Linked DNA regions of Mus musculus: region 1 is linked to region 2. A link is a loop called in an ENCODE intact Hi-C map of the cell type or tissue named here. Cell type or tissue: gastrocnemius. All regions are shown on one strand.

Evidence for each region. Peaks named below come from ENCODE experiments on the same cell type or tissue, not always from the same donor. Only the 100,000 strongest peaks of a DNase experiment are listed, where the experiment ranks them.
Region 1: a loop joins it to region 2, with 3 times the contacts of the local background. A loop is called at or near these places in 4 of 42 quality-filtered maps.

The regions. Positions count from the first base shown.
Region 1 is chr16:58,597,696-58,605,695 of GRCm38, forward strand. No RefSeq gene overlaps it. Among named protein-coding and RNA genes, the nearest start is that of Ftdc1, 15 kb to the right of the region's middle. In gastrocnemius, no CTCF peak of the experiment used is centred here; no DNase peak of the experiment used is centred here; H3K27ac peaks cover 1,871 bases.
Region 2 is chr16:58,519,083-58,527,082 of GRCm38, forward strand. St3gal6 (ST3 beta-galactoside alpha-2,3-sialyltransferase 6) reads right to left here and starts at 4,344. Exons shown (of 11, transcript NM_018784.3): 1 at 3,994-4,344. In gastrocnemius, a CTCF peak has its summit at 4,283; a DNase peak (open chromatin) is centred at 4,172; H3K4me3 peaks cover 5,430 bases; H3K27ac peaks cover 5,761 bases.

The DNA.
Region 1 (8,000 bases), 79 kb after region 2:
GCTGCCAGGTTGGTGGCTCACTGTCTGAGAGATCTTGAGGGTTCAGGTTAGTTGAGACTACTGGTCTTCCTATGGGGTCACTTTCCTCCCTAGCTTCTTCCAGTTTTTTTCTAATTCAATCACAGGGGTCCCCGGCTTCTGTCCATTGGTTGGGTGTAAGTATCTGCATTTGACTTTTTTAGTTGTTTGTCCTCTCAGAGGGCAGCTAAGCTAGGCTCCTGTTTGTAAGCCCACCATAGCATCAGTAATATTGTCAGGTCTGCAAGCCTCCCATTGAGCTAGATCCTAATTTGGGCTAGTCACTGAATCTCCTTTCCCAGAGTCTCTTCTTCATTTTTGTCCCTGCAGTTCTTTTAGACAGAAACAATTCAGGGTCAGAGTTTTTAACTGTGGAATGGCAACTCCATCTCTCTACTTGATGCCCTGTCTTTCTACTGGAGAGGAAGCGACTTGTTTTCTACCTATGACATTATACTATATTGCTCTTGTATATTTTAGGATTAAGATAAACACAGTGATTATCACATCAATTATATCTGTGAGAATTAGCAAGCCTTTATGCTACAACCTGGTGGTATTTTGATAATAGGAAATTTCAGTCTAACAGGGGCAGATTACATTGTAATAGTTTTAGTTTCAGGTCTGTCCCTACAGAGCACCAAAACATATTCACCCATACTAGTTCCCAAGTTTTAAATGTTTTCTTTCAGTTATAGAGGAATACAAAATAAATCTAGAACAGATTGTCCTATACATATGTAGGAAAGGCTTAATTAAAATATATGCTTATAGTTTGTATCTGTTGTATGAAAATGACATCCTTGTAAAACATGGAGACTAGAACAAACCAGTGGATTTTGTGGTTCCAGAAAAGAAAGAGAAAAATAAGGAAAATAAGGAAAGCCAAGCATTTTTAGCAAGGATTATTTTCCCAATCCCTACAAGAAATTCCTACAAATAGCGAAGCCACACACCCCTGCCTCAGCTATAACTATAGTTGTGGAAAGAAGCAAAATGCTCAGTTTCCCCCCTTTTATCTGATGATTATACCTGCTCACAGGGCATGGCGATTAGTCTCTCTTCCTCCACCTCTTTCTCTCCCTCCTTTTCTTCCCTCCCTCCTATGTTTATAGTTACTATTTAATTTCCCAGTATATACGGCTTAGCTTTTCAATGACTTTTCTGTAGGAGCTAGGAAAATAAGCCCTGCTAAGGCATGCATGGTGTGATAATTTATGTGGTGCTTCCTTTCTGGAGCCACAAGCTCACCTGGCTTCTTCTTGTCTTCTCTGTCTCCATCTTAGTCTCTAAGACTTGCCTCTTTGTATTTATGTGCACAACTCATGCCAGCAGCTTTGTCTGCTGCCACCTCCAGAAATTATCTCTGAAGGATAACTTTGTGGTCATAACACAGGATAGCTTTGTGGTTCACAGGGATCCTCCATTTATGAAGCATACATTTTATTGCTTGTGCTTTATGTTATCTGTTATACTAGGCTGTCTCTCCTGTGTTTCCTTTCCTATGGGTAGCCTGTGTTATAACTCCCTGCTTCCCTCATTCCCTCTTTCCTCCTCTCCAAGTCTGTCTGTCTGTCTCTCTCCCTATGCCCCTCTCATGTGTGTGTGTGTGTGTGTGTGTGTGTGTGTATGTAGGTGTAAGTAAATACAGCAGTTTGGTTGCAGAAAGCCACAAAAGGGCCATGAGTACAACTCAGAATGAGATGCACAGTGGGGTTTTTGGATATGTAGCAGAAGTTGGCCTAGTTGGCCATCATTGGGAAGAGAGTCCCTTGGTCTTGCAAACTTTATATGCCTCAGTACAGGGGAACACCAGGGTCAAGAAGCAGGAGTGGGTGGGTAGGGGAGCAGGGCAGGGGAAGGGTATAGGGGACTTTTGGGATAGCATCTGAAATGTAAATGAAGAAAATATGTAATAAAAAAATTGAAAAAAAGAGAATAAATATCAGAAAAAAAAAAGGACAGATATCAGAAACTAAGAGTAAACAGTTGTTCCCAAAAGAATGAGACCTAGTACCAGTGAGAGCCTCCGTAACTGAAGAGTAGAAGCTCACTAGGGGGCCGGAGAGAGAGGCAGCTGAGGTGGAAAAGGGGACATCTCCGGTGGGAGAAGATACATTCAAGGAAACATCACCTTTCAACGAAAGGCACACTTGAGTGTCCATTGGGAACTGGTGCTGTTGGTGAAGCTGGCTTCTTCACTGAGTGCTGCAAAGAACTACAGACATGTAGAACTGAAGATCGGAGGTTTTGTGAATGGGATCTGAAATTGGGATGATGAGGCTTGGCACCGGAAGTGGCATATGCTCTAGATTGGCATTGAGAACCTGGGAGAGCAGTGGCCCCTTGTACAGCCTCATCCTACTTGAGAAAACTATCAATTCATTTCAATATTATTATCAGAATAACGGCATAATTAGGGCATACAAAGAAAGATACACAAGAGAAGAATAGGATGAAAATATGCTTATGCTAAAACACCCAAACAAACAAAAGACAAAGTTCCCTGCCAACTAACACTAGAGAAATATTTCTCCAGAACAGAGGATGGGTGTAACATAATATCCCAACATGAATTAAAGATAAATAATTTAATGATACAGTAGAATCTAAGAAGGAACACAATGAAAATATAAACAGGACCTCAGGAAACATGGCCAATTCCCATTAGGATGGCCAATTAAAAGGAGACAATGCTCAGAAAAACAGGATGCAAAAATGGTTGCTTGTAAAAGTTATGGGAGAGATGGAGAAAACAATTATTTCACAAGCAGCAGCTAAATTGTAAGGTACACAAGGGAAATTGGGAAACCACAGGAAGCACAACGGGACACACATTCTCTTCTGGTAAAAGTGAAGAAAAGTAAAGTGAAGCAAAAATATTTGTAAAACAGAGTAAGTGAAAAGTTTAAACTGAAGGGGGAAAAAACTTCAAAATAGGAATAATGGTAGTCTCTACCATCAGAGGAGGAATGAAACAATGGAGAACAAACACTGGAATGGCTATCCTGGAACTCACTATTTAGTGAGGCTAGCCTCAAATGCAGAGAGATCTCCCTGCCTCTGCCTCCTAAGTGCTGGAATTAAAGGTATGTGTCACTATGCCCATGTTCTTGGAGTAAGACCATGTCTAACAGTCCATCCAAAAAAAATGTGAATAAACTGTCTTAGAATGATCAGCATCAAGACTAGTAACAGGAGCCAGTAGCTATCTATTAATACATAAGCTAGAGCTATTAATAATAAAGTAGGTCATTTTGTTTGCATTAGTCACAGCTAGGCAACCAGAACACTGTGTCATCCTGCAGGAAAGGAGAGCCAAGCTGGCACAGGCAAAGCCAGCATCAACAGAAATGGACACCGTCTATCTGAGGCCTAGCGGAGCTTGAGCCAAAGATTTTAAGTCGATCTAAACTGTCCTTCAAGTCAGGCAATTGTTGGCAAATGGACTGGGTGAACGCTGAGCATCTTTAAAGCTGAGCATCGAGGACAGAGCTGACATAAAGGCTACAAAGTGAAACGCAGTATGACAACTGCGTTTGCTTCTCCCTCACTATGGAGTCTTGCTTATTAAAAGTATAGTTATGATATTTTATCCAAGTGACTGATTTTTATAATTAGAAATTTGCATGATACCCACAGAATTCCCTTTGTTCAGACAACTGTAGCCAAATTCTACTCTGAACACCAGTGAGTTAGCTTGCAGCTTCTCATATCTCCCTCCCTCCCTTCCTTCCTTTTTACTTCCTTTTTCCCTCCCTTCCTTCCTCCCTCCCTCCCTCCCTTCCTTCCTTCCTTCCTTCCTTCCTTCCTTCCTTCCTTCCTTCCTTCCTTCCTTCTTTCCTTCCTCCCTCCCTCCCTCCCTCCCTCCCTCCCTTTTTATTCCTTCCCTCCCTTCCCTCCCTCCCTCCCTCCCTCCCTTCCTTCCTTCCTTCCTTCCTTCCTTCCTTCCAATAATTTTTCCCATAGTAGTATTTATCTGCCATATTGCATCCTTCCAAATTCATATGTTACAGTTTTAACAACCTATACCCCAGAATGGTGTGTCATTTGCAAGAGGGTCTGTAAGAAGGATGGTTACACAATCCAGTCTTGCTGGAGTCCTGCAAAAACTGAACATTTGTATGCCAACGAGGGACACTAGAATCATGTGCACACAGACAAGTAAGACATGAGAAGACAGAGATGAAGAGTCAAGGAGAGACTCCTAAGGGGCAATCTTGCCTATACCTTGATCTTAGACTCAGCCTCCGAAACTGTAGGAAAGTACCTTTCAGTTGTTTAAGTCATCCAGCTTGTGGTACTTTGTCGCTGACAGACTTGGAACATGGTTATAGAACCAATTCTTGTTGCTCATATGAATACTGAATGTTCCTGTATAACACTGGAGCATAGACTGGAAGCAATGTGGCAAAATATGCCCGTGGATGGGTCTCCCTGCTAAGCATATTTAATTTACTATTATAAAGTTACAGGCTACGTACAAAGTAAAACATTATTTTCAGTAAAGGATAGGGCTAGGGATGAACGACAGAGTGAACGAAACTAGAACAAAGACTGACCACAATGACTCTTCAGTAGCCATGGGTGGGTGTTGCTATCTAGGGCCCAGGATTGGGTTAGTTTCTCTACCAGGTAAAGAATTAAAAGCTGGGGTTCAGGAGGAGGGGGGGATGCTTAGCACAGCATGCATTATCAGCAGGGAAAATCTCAGATTTAGCAGACAAAGAAGCCCTGGAGCACAGCGAGGCCCCATTCTAATGTTTATCTGGATAGATTATAGAGATTATAGAGATTTTTCCATCTTGTTTTTCACTCTGTTTTGGGGTTTCATGTATTTCTTTATTTTTCTTATTAAATGTTATTTATTTCAGTCAAGTTTCAAATGTATGTTCCTAACATAGGTGACAATTTCATCGTAACCTTAAAAAAGTTAGCAGGGTAGAGGTAGCACCCACCTTTAGTCCCAGCACTCGGGAGGCAGAGGCAGGCAGATCTCTGTGAGCTCGTGGCCAGCCTGGTCTACAGAAGAAGTTCCAGAACAACCAGGATTACACAGAGAAAACCTGTCTTGAAAAAAACAAAAACAAGAACAATCCCTTCAAACAAACAAACAAACAAACACAACAACAACAACAACAACAACTTCTTGGCTATGTTTGTTATACCCTCTTTTTTCTTTATAAAACTGTTTATTCATGACTTTGCTTTGTTCTTCTTAGAATCATTCTAAAAATTCACTGCTTCTCTTTTTCTCTTTTAGAAAGACAGTATTAAAAAATGGAAATGTGCCCCGCCTTTCCCCCTGCAGTTTACATTCTTAGCAACTGGTGTCAGTTGCCTGTAGCCAAGACCACCAGAGATGCACATAACTTGTGTTTGTTATTTCTGCAGCAAGGAAGTGAGCTCTCAGTAGGGACATGCAGGTAAAGACAGCTAAACTTGTTAACACAATAATGTTTTCTGGGTGGAGCTGGAGAGTAGAACTTGCCTCAGGATTGAAAACTGGCAAAAAAAAGTTAGAATCTATAATTTGGCATCCTTTCAAAGAAAGTTATACATGCTTTCAACTGACATTATTTTTTCTGGATACTGGGTACTGTACACTGAACTGAATTTTAATTTTAATTATCATATACCATTTTAATTATCATATATGATTTTAATTATCATATACCATTTTAATTATCATATACCATTTTAATTATCATATAAAATTTGTACTCACCCATAAGGTATATAACATAGTATTTTGATATATTTAATATAATAGGTAATTGCTAAAACAGGGTAACCAGTATTTGGTGTTTGTTTGTTGTTATTGTTGAGACAAGAGTTTCTAGGACTAGCCCTGGATGGCCTGAAAAAATCACTCTGTAGATGAGGCTGTTCTGTAAGTCACTCTGTAGACCACACTGGCCTTAAACTTAGAGATCTACCAGCCTTTTCCTGCAGTGCTGGGATTTAGGTGTGAGCCACCACCACCTGATTGTAATTAGTATTTCTGTCTCCTCAAATATTATCATTATCATGTTAGGGCCCTTTAAACTCTTCTCCTCTAGTTATTTCAAAATGTGTAATTGTGGGATGTAGTTTTCCCACTATCCTAGGACAAGAGAGCCACTTCCTCCCCTCTGAATGTATTTTGGTACCCATGCCCATCCTTTCACTGTGAGCACTCTGGAGTATCCCTTAAACTCCAGTGAGCCCGTTGTAGTCTGTATCTCTATGTACTCTACTCACTTGGCCTCCAGGGATGAGTGAGCACATGTGCCATGTGTCTTTCTTATCTGTTTACATAACATAATGCCTTCTAGTTCTATCCACATTGCTACCAGTGATAAGGTTTTGTGGACAATAGTCCATTGTGCATGTATATCACACTTATTCATCTACTCATCAACTGATTAACACCATGGTTGATGGCATAGTTGGTTGCTATAAATAGTACTGGAGTAAGTATGGGCTTGCACGTATCTCTTTGATATGCTTATTCCATATGTTTTAGATATATAACCTCATGGTGGAACTGCGCACTTAACATGGTAGTTTTGTTTTCAACTTTTCTAGAAACCTTTATACTGGTTTCTACAATTGTTGTGCTATTTCACATTGGTCCCTTATGCAACAACCTACAGGGCATTGACCTGACTGGGGTGATAGAGAATGGATAAATGACACACATATACAGAAAAGCTGCCATTGGTTAGTCAGTGAGCTCTAATGGAGATGCAATAGCAGCCTGAAAGATATTTATTACATATCACCGAACAAGGAGTCAGGTTTATTATATACAACTGAATGAGAAGGTGGTTAGCTAACCTTGGTAGGGGTCTGTGTAGGGGGCATTCTCAGGCTACAGTCATAGAAGCTGTAGTTGTTGATACTTTCTACAAACAGTGTCAATATCTGGGCTTGGACCAGGGGAAGGCTTTGCTATGACTATGGGTCTGAGTCCCTGGGGTCATTGACATAACCATACTCATGCCAACAACACACATTTGCTTGGGACTTCATCTACTCCCCACAAACCACAATTTGTAAGTGTTTCTTCTCTTTGAATTCTTGCCAACATTTATTATTTTTATCTCTCTCATAGATTCTAACAGGCATGAGATGCTATGTCATTGTGGGTTTGATCTAAAACACCATTGGTTAGTGGTGTCTGGTGTGAGCAACTATTATCTTATTCACACAGAGAGCAACCTAGAGGGAGGAGAAAGTTATATTTGTAGCACTTGTACTAGTCAGGAGAGAAGGTAGTGGTGTGTGGATTTCTCTCATTTTATTATGATCTTAGAGTGACCTTGCCTGATGCTGGTATGCTAAGATAGTATTCTATTGTACAGGGGCTGTGAGTCACAGGCTACCTCTCACAGAAGAGTTTTGGGTTGGAAGTGTAGATCAGTTCTTGGCATCCAGATTAAATCTTACAACTTTTTAGATGTTTAAATTTATAGTTAGATTAAAACTTACCAAAAACCGTATGGATGAACATACGGTTAGCAAGGAACTGAAAACCTCTTTTACGGCTTATGGAAGTATAAAACAGTAGAACCGTCTTGGAGGTGTGATTCTCAGTGACATAAACTAAACATCCTAGAAATCCTACCATCTGGAAATACAGTCCCTGAAAATGAGGGCATAGGGACAGGGCCATCAAAAGTGTGCAAGAGTGTACATAGCAGCTTTTCTGTAATATCTCAATTTGGAAAAAAAAAAAAAAACCTAATTACCTACCAAAAACAGAATAACACAGTGATGCCTTCATTAAAAAAGATGTGCTGAATAAGAATGAGAAAGAAAATATCAATACTTGTAAACTTGAACATAATATTCAGAGAAATAAGACAGAGGCAAGGTTCTGCACATGGTGGAATTATGTTGTAGAATAGAACAAAGACACGTGGGAATGATAGGTCCAATATCCTACACAGCAACAAAACAAAACAAATTCAGGGTGGTGGTGGTACTCACTTTTA
Region 2 (8,000 bases):
CTCCAAAGTGAGTTCCAGGACAGCCAGAGCTATACAGAAAAACCCTGTCTCGAAAACAAACAAACAAACAAACAAACAAAACCAACAACAACAAAGTAAGCAGCTAGTAGATAAGTAACGAGAAATGAACATATCAAAGACTCTCAAAGGCGATTTTTCTCTCTAAAATCTGGGTCAGTCTTTTCCAGAGAGTAACATGCAGGTCACACGAGACCTCCTGGGATCAAAGGATAATTGAAAGTTGACAGGACGTCTGAGCATTACTAATAAACCAGTACTACTATTAAATCAGAAAAAACAAAAAAACAAAAAAACAAAAAAACCCACATCTGTGCACTACTCTCACGTTTCCAAGATAATGTCTGGAGAAGAATGAAAAAGGAATTGCCACAGACACTACGTTCCCACAACAGAGACAAGATGAACCCAGATGACAAACCACAGAAAGGATAGGAAACAAACTCAGGGAGGCCCAGCCTTTGTATAGCAGTGCCTCTCTCCGCGGCTGCGGCGGCCTTGCTATTGTTTACAGCTATGACTTAATTTGAATAGATAATTAATTTCTGGTATCTGGTTTCACGTGTTTCCAGCCAACCCAAAGGTTGCACAGAGACACGAGATACTCAGTCCGGAGCAGAGTTGCAAACGTGAAATTAAGTAAGTATGTGAAGGTTTGGTTTTTTGTTTCCCCCAGAGGCTGGGAGGAACACCATGCAGGTTCTCTGTGCCCTGCCCCCTGCGTATAACATACGCCTGTGCTGGGATGAAGGAAAAACTCGGTGATTGCCAATGAGTCAGCCAGCGGAAGCTGCAGTTGTGTGCAGTGTGGGGCATGATGGGTAAAGGCTGGTCCAGTTAAGTGCGTCCAGCTGCTCCCGTTAATTCTCTGTGCCAGGTTTAATGGCACCACAAAGTCCATCCCACTTGTGTATCTTGGACTCTGTCTCCCAGTCCACGCTTTGTACTCTTCTAAGGCTACACAGTATCCAGACTGTGGATACACAGTATCCACTATTCCTAGACTGGCTTTTCTTTTCCCAAACACTCCAAATCCACGCATGGCCCTGAATCTTTGGTTTCCTCTTCCTGGAATCTCCTTCTTTCTGCTCTCTACTTTACTGGCTTTTCCCTCAATCACACCTCACTCATTGCACCACTTCAGAGAAAGTTGACTGCTTTCCTCAGTACCCCCTTGTCTTAGTCAGGGTTTCTATTCCTGCACTAACATCAACATCAAGAAGCAGTTGGGGAGGGAAGGGTTTATTCAGCTTATACTTCCATATTGCTGTTTATCACCAAAGGAAGTCAGGACTGGAACTCAAGCAGGTCAGGGAGCAGGAGCTGATGCAGAGGCCACGGAGGGATGTTACTTACTGGCTTGCTCAGCTTGCTTTCTTATAGAACCCCTGGGATTTCTAGCCCAGGGATGGCCCCACCCACAATGGGCCCTCTCCCCTTGATCACTAATAGAGAAAATGCCTTACAGCTGGATCTCATGGAGGCATTTCCTCAAGGAAGGCTCCTTTCTCTGCGATAACTCCAGCCCGTGTCAAGTTGACACACAAAACCAGCCAGTACACCCCGCTTACATCTTATCGGGTCGGCACCACAATGCATCATCCCTACAATGCCACACCCAGCCCATCTGAAATATGTTTTTCACTTGTACCTTTGCTATTGACTCCGAATCTCACAACACTCTATTAGAACATGGGGTCTTTCTGTTTTATCTGTCTCTTCACTATACACCTCTCCAAACTTCAATAACATCTCTTGTTAGACAGGCATACTAAGTTATATTTATTATCCATGAAGAATAATACCCTACCTTATGAATGGCTATGCAACAAGTCACCCAGGATTCATTGGAAACTACTTTTCTCTGTAGCCTTGCATCCCAGGGCAGCTCCCATCCTCTCCATACCAACTCTAGACCTACTTCCACAACCTGGAAGTCAGGAATGACCCTCTAGCTTTGGGGGAAATATCTAGCTTTCTTGTATTTCATCTGGAGGCCTTAATTCTTACCATGTTAAAAGAAAACAAAAATCCTTCCATTCTTATGGGATAAAAGGCACATAAATGAATAGTCTTTCGAGTTTTTACCTGCTACTGAAAAACAAACAAACAAACAAACAAACAAACCAATGTCATCTACGTACTTTGTATGAGAAGGAGAGAGAATGGGGGAGAACAGGACCTTTTCACACTGGCTTTCAATATTCATGATGAGAAAAACTTCCTAAGAGCTGATTGCTTTCCTCCTCCTTTTTTTTTTTTTTTTTTTTCTCAACTTCCCACAAAAGGAACTCCCCTAGTGTCTGACCAGAAAGTGTGGCAAGGAGAGATAGTTCAGCAACTCTTACTTTGGGTGACCAAGAAAAGAAATTCAGACGTGGGAGAAAACAGATTGTTATTCTCTCTCACCCTCATTACTTCTCTCCGAGAACCTTTTCCTTAGCCCGAGGGTACAGCAGTCAAGTTCTTGATCAAGTTTGAGGTGACTACAATGAGTGGCGTTGCCATCAGGAAAGAGTTCCTGCCACCACAAAAACTGAGACAATCCTGTTTCTGGCACCATGGTATGGAACCATAAAGACTGACATATAGAATGCCCTGTGTACTATTTTGTCACATGCCAACCTTGCTCCGTGTCATAAAATACAACTTTTGGGAAAACAGATCAGAATCATACAGACATTTTCCATAAAAGTTCCCTTGATCCCAAATCGCCATTATCTAAGGTGCCTCTGAAACAGATAACCTTATTCAAAGTCAAACTAACTATCTAAGGCATTATTATTATTTTTATTTATTTATTTATTTTTCTGATCTTGCTTTCAAAAGCAATCTTTTGTGACACTTAAAGCCTTGATTGATCAGAGCTTCCCAAATATTTCACATCACCATGTCGATAAAAAGATAGCTCCGTGGTTAGAAGCTGGAAGGAAATTCTGGATTTGAAGACCGGGAAAGTCAAATCGTCAGGGTAGCCTAATAGGGAGGCATGGCCATCTGAGGGCATACTGAAGAAGCCTGAAGGTCGGCACGTCAGGGCACTGGAGCCATTAAGGACCTGCTATTTTCTAAACCATCCACTATTCATGGCATTAAGGTGTTTCTCTTAAAAACAAACTTGACTCCTGAATTTGAAATCTACGTGGTTTCTAATAGGCTAGCACCTACCATGTCCTTCCTGTCCCATCACCTTTAAACACAATTCTTCACACCCTGGCTGCCCTTCTCCTGGCTTCCTCTAAGGATCCCTAAAAGGCACTTGGAGTTTCTTTATTTTCTAGAAATCGCTTTTTATAGATTTTTCTTTTAAATCAAAATAACAGTGCGCAAGGAAGGGGCTAAGCCCACGAGAGCTCCCTAGGCAACGACCGCAAAATAGCAAGTTTCTTCTCTCTTCTCTTAAAAATTCACAGCAGCCAAAACTGCAGTTTTCTCACCGTTGCCCTTCAGTCCAAACAAACTGTCTCGGCTTTTTGTTAGGTTTAGTTTTATTGTACCAAGAAAGATTTCTTGGAAAACTCAGTAAGGTAAAAAAGAACCTTCCAGGCTCATTCACCCTTCCTCGCTTACAGACCCTTTCAGAAATAATGGTGATCGAGGAACCATGCTCTCCTGTGGGTCTCCCACTGCATAGATTGGGGGCGATCCAGGAGAGCAGAGTCCTAGCGCCCCGGAGCACCACTCTCTCTGGGTTCTCCCTAGCAGCTCTGGGACCCTACAGGAGAGCTCCTGGCTGGTCACCCCGCACACCCTGCTGCCTGGAGGATCTCAGGGCCCCAAGGTTCCCTCATCGCTCCGGTGATTTAGCAGAGGACGAAGGGTCTGAGAGCGCGCAGAGTCCCCTTCCCTACTCCGCAGCGGTTGCAGAATCGGAGTGCCTGGGCAGCATCCCAAATCCCATGCTGGGTCGGGGAACGCAGTCTTCCCCGCACCCCCAGCTAAGCAGACCCGCAGCGTGGCCAGCCGCAGAGTTACCTGCCGAGGCCCGAGCTCGGCCACCGCAGAGGCATGCACAGGGCTCTCCGCAGCGCGCTTCTGTCTGTCCCGTGGCGTCTGCAGCATCGGGTCCCGAGCAGGCGGCGAGCGGAAGCCTGAGCTAGCGGGGTGACAAGAACGCGATCCCTTCCCTCCACCCCTACCCCCGATGTGGCGAAGGAGCAGAGCGGAGCGAGGCGCAGTGTGGCCCGGAGGCTGAGACCGCCAACGTTCCCCTTACAGCTCTCAGCGCCGGACTCTGGGTCCCCCGGCGGCTGTGTGCTACGCCGCGGGAAGCTCCTCCTTATTGCTGGCGCCAGATGCTCGGTGGCCGCCGCCCCCAAGTTCCTGCCGAAAAGTGCTGCCCGGTGGCTGCCGGTGGGCTCAGAGACCCCCGGGGCGGTAGCCGTGCTCTCTGGCTCCTACCTTTAGGGCGGGGCGGTCACCAGCCGCTTGCTCTCGCTGGGAGTCCCCGACAGGAAAATCACTGCGAAGGGAGGGCCGGGAAAGGGCGGCGGGTGGCTTCAGGACAAGGTAGGAGGATTGATTTCCAGAGCCAAGAAGACACTCCCATCCTGCCCCGGTTTGTTGGGAAAGCTGCGGGAGCAAAGGCGGGAGGCTGTAAGGGGCTCTCCTTTCAGGCGCTTATGGGAGGCAGAAAGCAACAGAGTTTAGTTTCACCCTGGACTGTCTGTGACATCAGACACAGTGGGTAATTTGGTCTCTAGCTGAAAGGGAGAGGTGTTCACAAAGCTACACAATTTCCTGCCTCTGCTCTTCAAAGACAAAAGTGTTAGCGGAGTAGGTGTAGACATATATATAGTTCATCTTATATTTTAAAAAGACGTTACCTCAGAAAGAATGAAAGGGGCACTTCTTCACTCCTTTCCTCGTTTCTTCTTTCCTTTTCTTCCTTTCTTCTTCCCTCCCTCTCTCCCTATCCTTTCTTTCTGTAGCCTTCACTAGGAAAAAGTTTGTATTAAGAAAGCCCTCAGACTTGCATAGCTCTGAATGCTTTTTAAAAATCAGTGTCTGGTCAAATACTCACATGCAATCAAATGACCTCCATCCACCTCCGGGAGAGAAGCGCTACTGTCTGGGAGGAAAGGAGCTGGGTGTAACTCAAAGCTGACAGTGTGTCAAGTGGCAGCGAAGTCCTCCCACTCGTGTGATGGACCTTCTAGTATTTTCCTTAATTATACCAACAGCCCTAGGAAGTTGCACTTGTTTTTCCAATCCAAACATGGAAAGGGCTCAAACCATTCCGATTCTTACCCTTTCTACAGATTACCTTTGACATAACTCACATAGCTTTTGTAATTATATGCTTGGCTCTTGGAACACCAGGGTAGTCAAAAAAAAAAAAAAAAAAGTCCTGGAATTTGTCCATCTAGATAAATTTTCTGGAAAACTACCACAAACTTTTAGAGTTTCTGCTGAGTTCTCCCATGCTCTCTTCATGATCTTCAAAATGAAACCCGCATTTTGCTTTATTCCTCCTGACCTCCTAGGTTTTGTGTGCTCGATTTGTTTTTGACCGCACTTCCCTGTGTAATCTAGGTTGGCATGGAAATCTCGGTTCCCTTTTTTCAGACTCTGAAGTCCCTGGATACCCATCTGTGTAGTGGTGCGATGGGGAGGGGCATTCCTAGATTCTCCTCCGTTTTGCTTTTGTTGTGTTGTTGCTTTTATACAAGGTTGTTTTGTTTTGTTTTTTTTTATCTTGCTGTGTAACCGAAGCTGGCTTCTGACTCTTGATAATCCTCCTGCCTCATCCTTCCAACTGCTGATACTACCTGAATACACTATACTCCTCCTAGATTGTGTGTGTGTGTGTGTGTGTGTGTGTGAGAGAGAGAGAGAGAGAGAGAGAGAGAGAGAGAGAGAGAGAGAGAGAGATTGATTTACCATGTGGTTGCTGGGAATTGAACTCAGAACCTCTGGAAGAGCAGAGAGGACTCTAACCAATGAGCCATCTCTCTAGTCCCACTGCCTAGATTTTTTTTTAATCCTGCAAAGAAATATGCTAAGGGAGGAGGACAGGAGCTGCACTTAGGTAACCACCATGACTTTGCATATTCTGCAAAGTTTAGCTGTAACCTACTCACCTGCCTTGGACTCCTCCGACTCCTTCAACAAACCTCTAGCTCCAAAATTATTTACATTATGATTCACAATAGTAGCAAATTTACAGTTAAGACGTACCAACAAAAACAATTTTATGGTTCGAGGCCAGCCTGGTCTACAGAGTGAGTTCCAGGACAGCCAGGGCTTTACAGAGAAACCCTGTCTTGAAAACAAAAAAACAACCCCAAAATAAATAAATAAATAAATAAATAATAATAATAATAATAATAATAATAATACTTTTATAGTTAGGGTCACCACAACATGAGGTTTACAACATTAGGAATGTGGAGAACCATTGGTCTAAAGAAAGAATCAGGAAACTGGTATTTCTTCTGGAGCTCCAGGTAGATTGTGCAAACCTATCCTATTCAAGCACAGCTTTTTGTAGCATCATTGATGGAAGACGTGTTCTGAGAGAGGAAACCAACTCATATGTGAGTGCTCGCACTACAATAGTTGTGTTAGATCACAGTCAACCAACCCCAGACTGAAAATACCCAAAAAGCTAACTCTATAACACATTAACTTAGTAATAACTTTTAAGAGTTTGCTTCTTAAACACTTCTCAAAGCTTGGGTTTTTCAGTTTTGTGGAGTTGTTTCTTGTTTAGACCAGGCTAGCCTTGAACTCAAGAGATCTGCCTGCATCTGACTCCCAAGTGCTGTGATTAAAGGCAAGCACCAACACCCAGAGGGTCATTCAGCTTTAAATAATGTCTCCTTCAAGGCTGAGCCTGACTGAAGAAGCTGATTCTATTTCCATTTAACCCTTCCACAGCTTAAGTGAATATCCTGCCTGTTCTATCATCTAGCTGTCATGGGGTCTTATCTCCTGTGAGCACTTGTTCCAAGAGCAAGTACTTCTCAGAAAGAATAGCCACAGTGCATAAATTGTCTGTATTGTGACTTACAAGTAGGACTATAATGTGGGAAAGCTATTACATTTGCAAACTTCAGTCTTAGTGGGAGCACCATACTTTCCCAAAGTCTATCAGACTGAGGTCTCAACTATATTTATGCATGTATACTTATCTGCTGTAATAATTTTGCCAGTTTGAAGATTCACACATGAAAAGGGAATTTGAGTCTATAATTGACATTTTTACTCTACAAACGAGATTATCCAGTAGTACACAGTCTAAGCATAGTTTCATAGGTTATAATAATTTAGTCTTAAGAACTGGATTTTCTCTCTTTCTATAAACTAGAGAACAGATCCAACACTTTCCATGAACATAACATGTAGAACATGGGGTTGGTGGAAACAAATTAATACACAGGCAACCATTGCTAATTAATAGTCAATTAGTTAGTATACAGAAAATATAAAGACTTGTTATGGGTCTGTAAAAAAATAAACCATGAAGACACAGCCTTCATCACAAGTAATTTGTATAATTAATAAAATGGCTCACACGCATGCAAAATTTCCAAGGTTCTTTTAATTACATTTACCTATTTCCTATGTGAGTACATGTGGGTACATGTGGACACCAGTGAAGAACTTAGGGGAGTGGGACCTGTCCTTTGACTGTAGCTTGGCCATAAGTACCTTCATCTTCTGAGCCATCTCACCAGCCACCTCAGCGGTCAGTGCCCTCAGACCTGCATAGCTCTGAATGCTTTTTCAGCGTCAGTGTTTGTCAAATAACTCATTATTTAACATTCAACTCACAGCCCCAGCCTGTCAAATACTAACATGCACTCAAATGACCCCCCACCCCCAGGAGAGCAGAGCTACATACTGGGAGGAAAGGAGCTGAGTGTAACTCAACGCTGACAGTGTGTCAAGTGCTGTAGCAAAAATCCCTCATCTGTGATGGACCTTCAGGTATTTTTCTTAATTATACCAACAGCTCTAGGAAGTGCGTTTTGCTT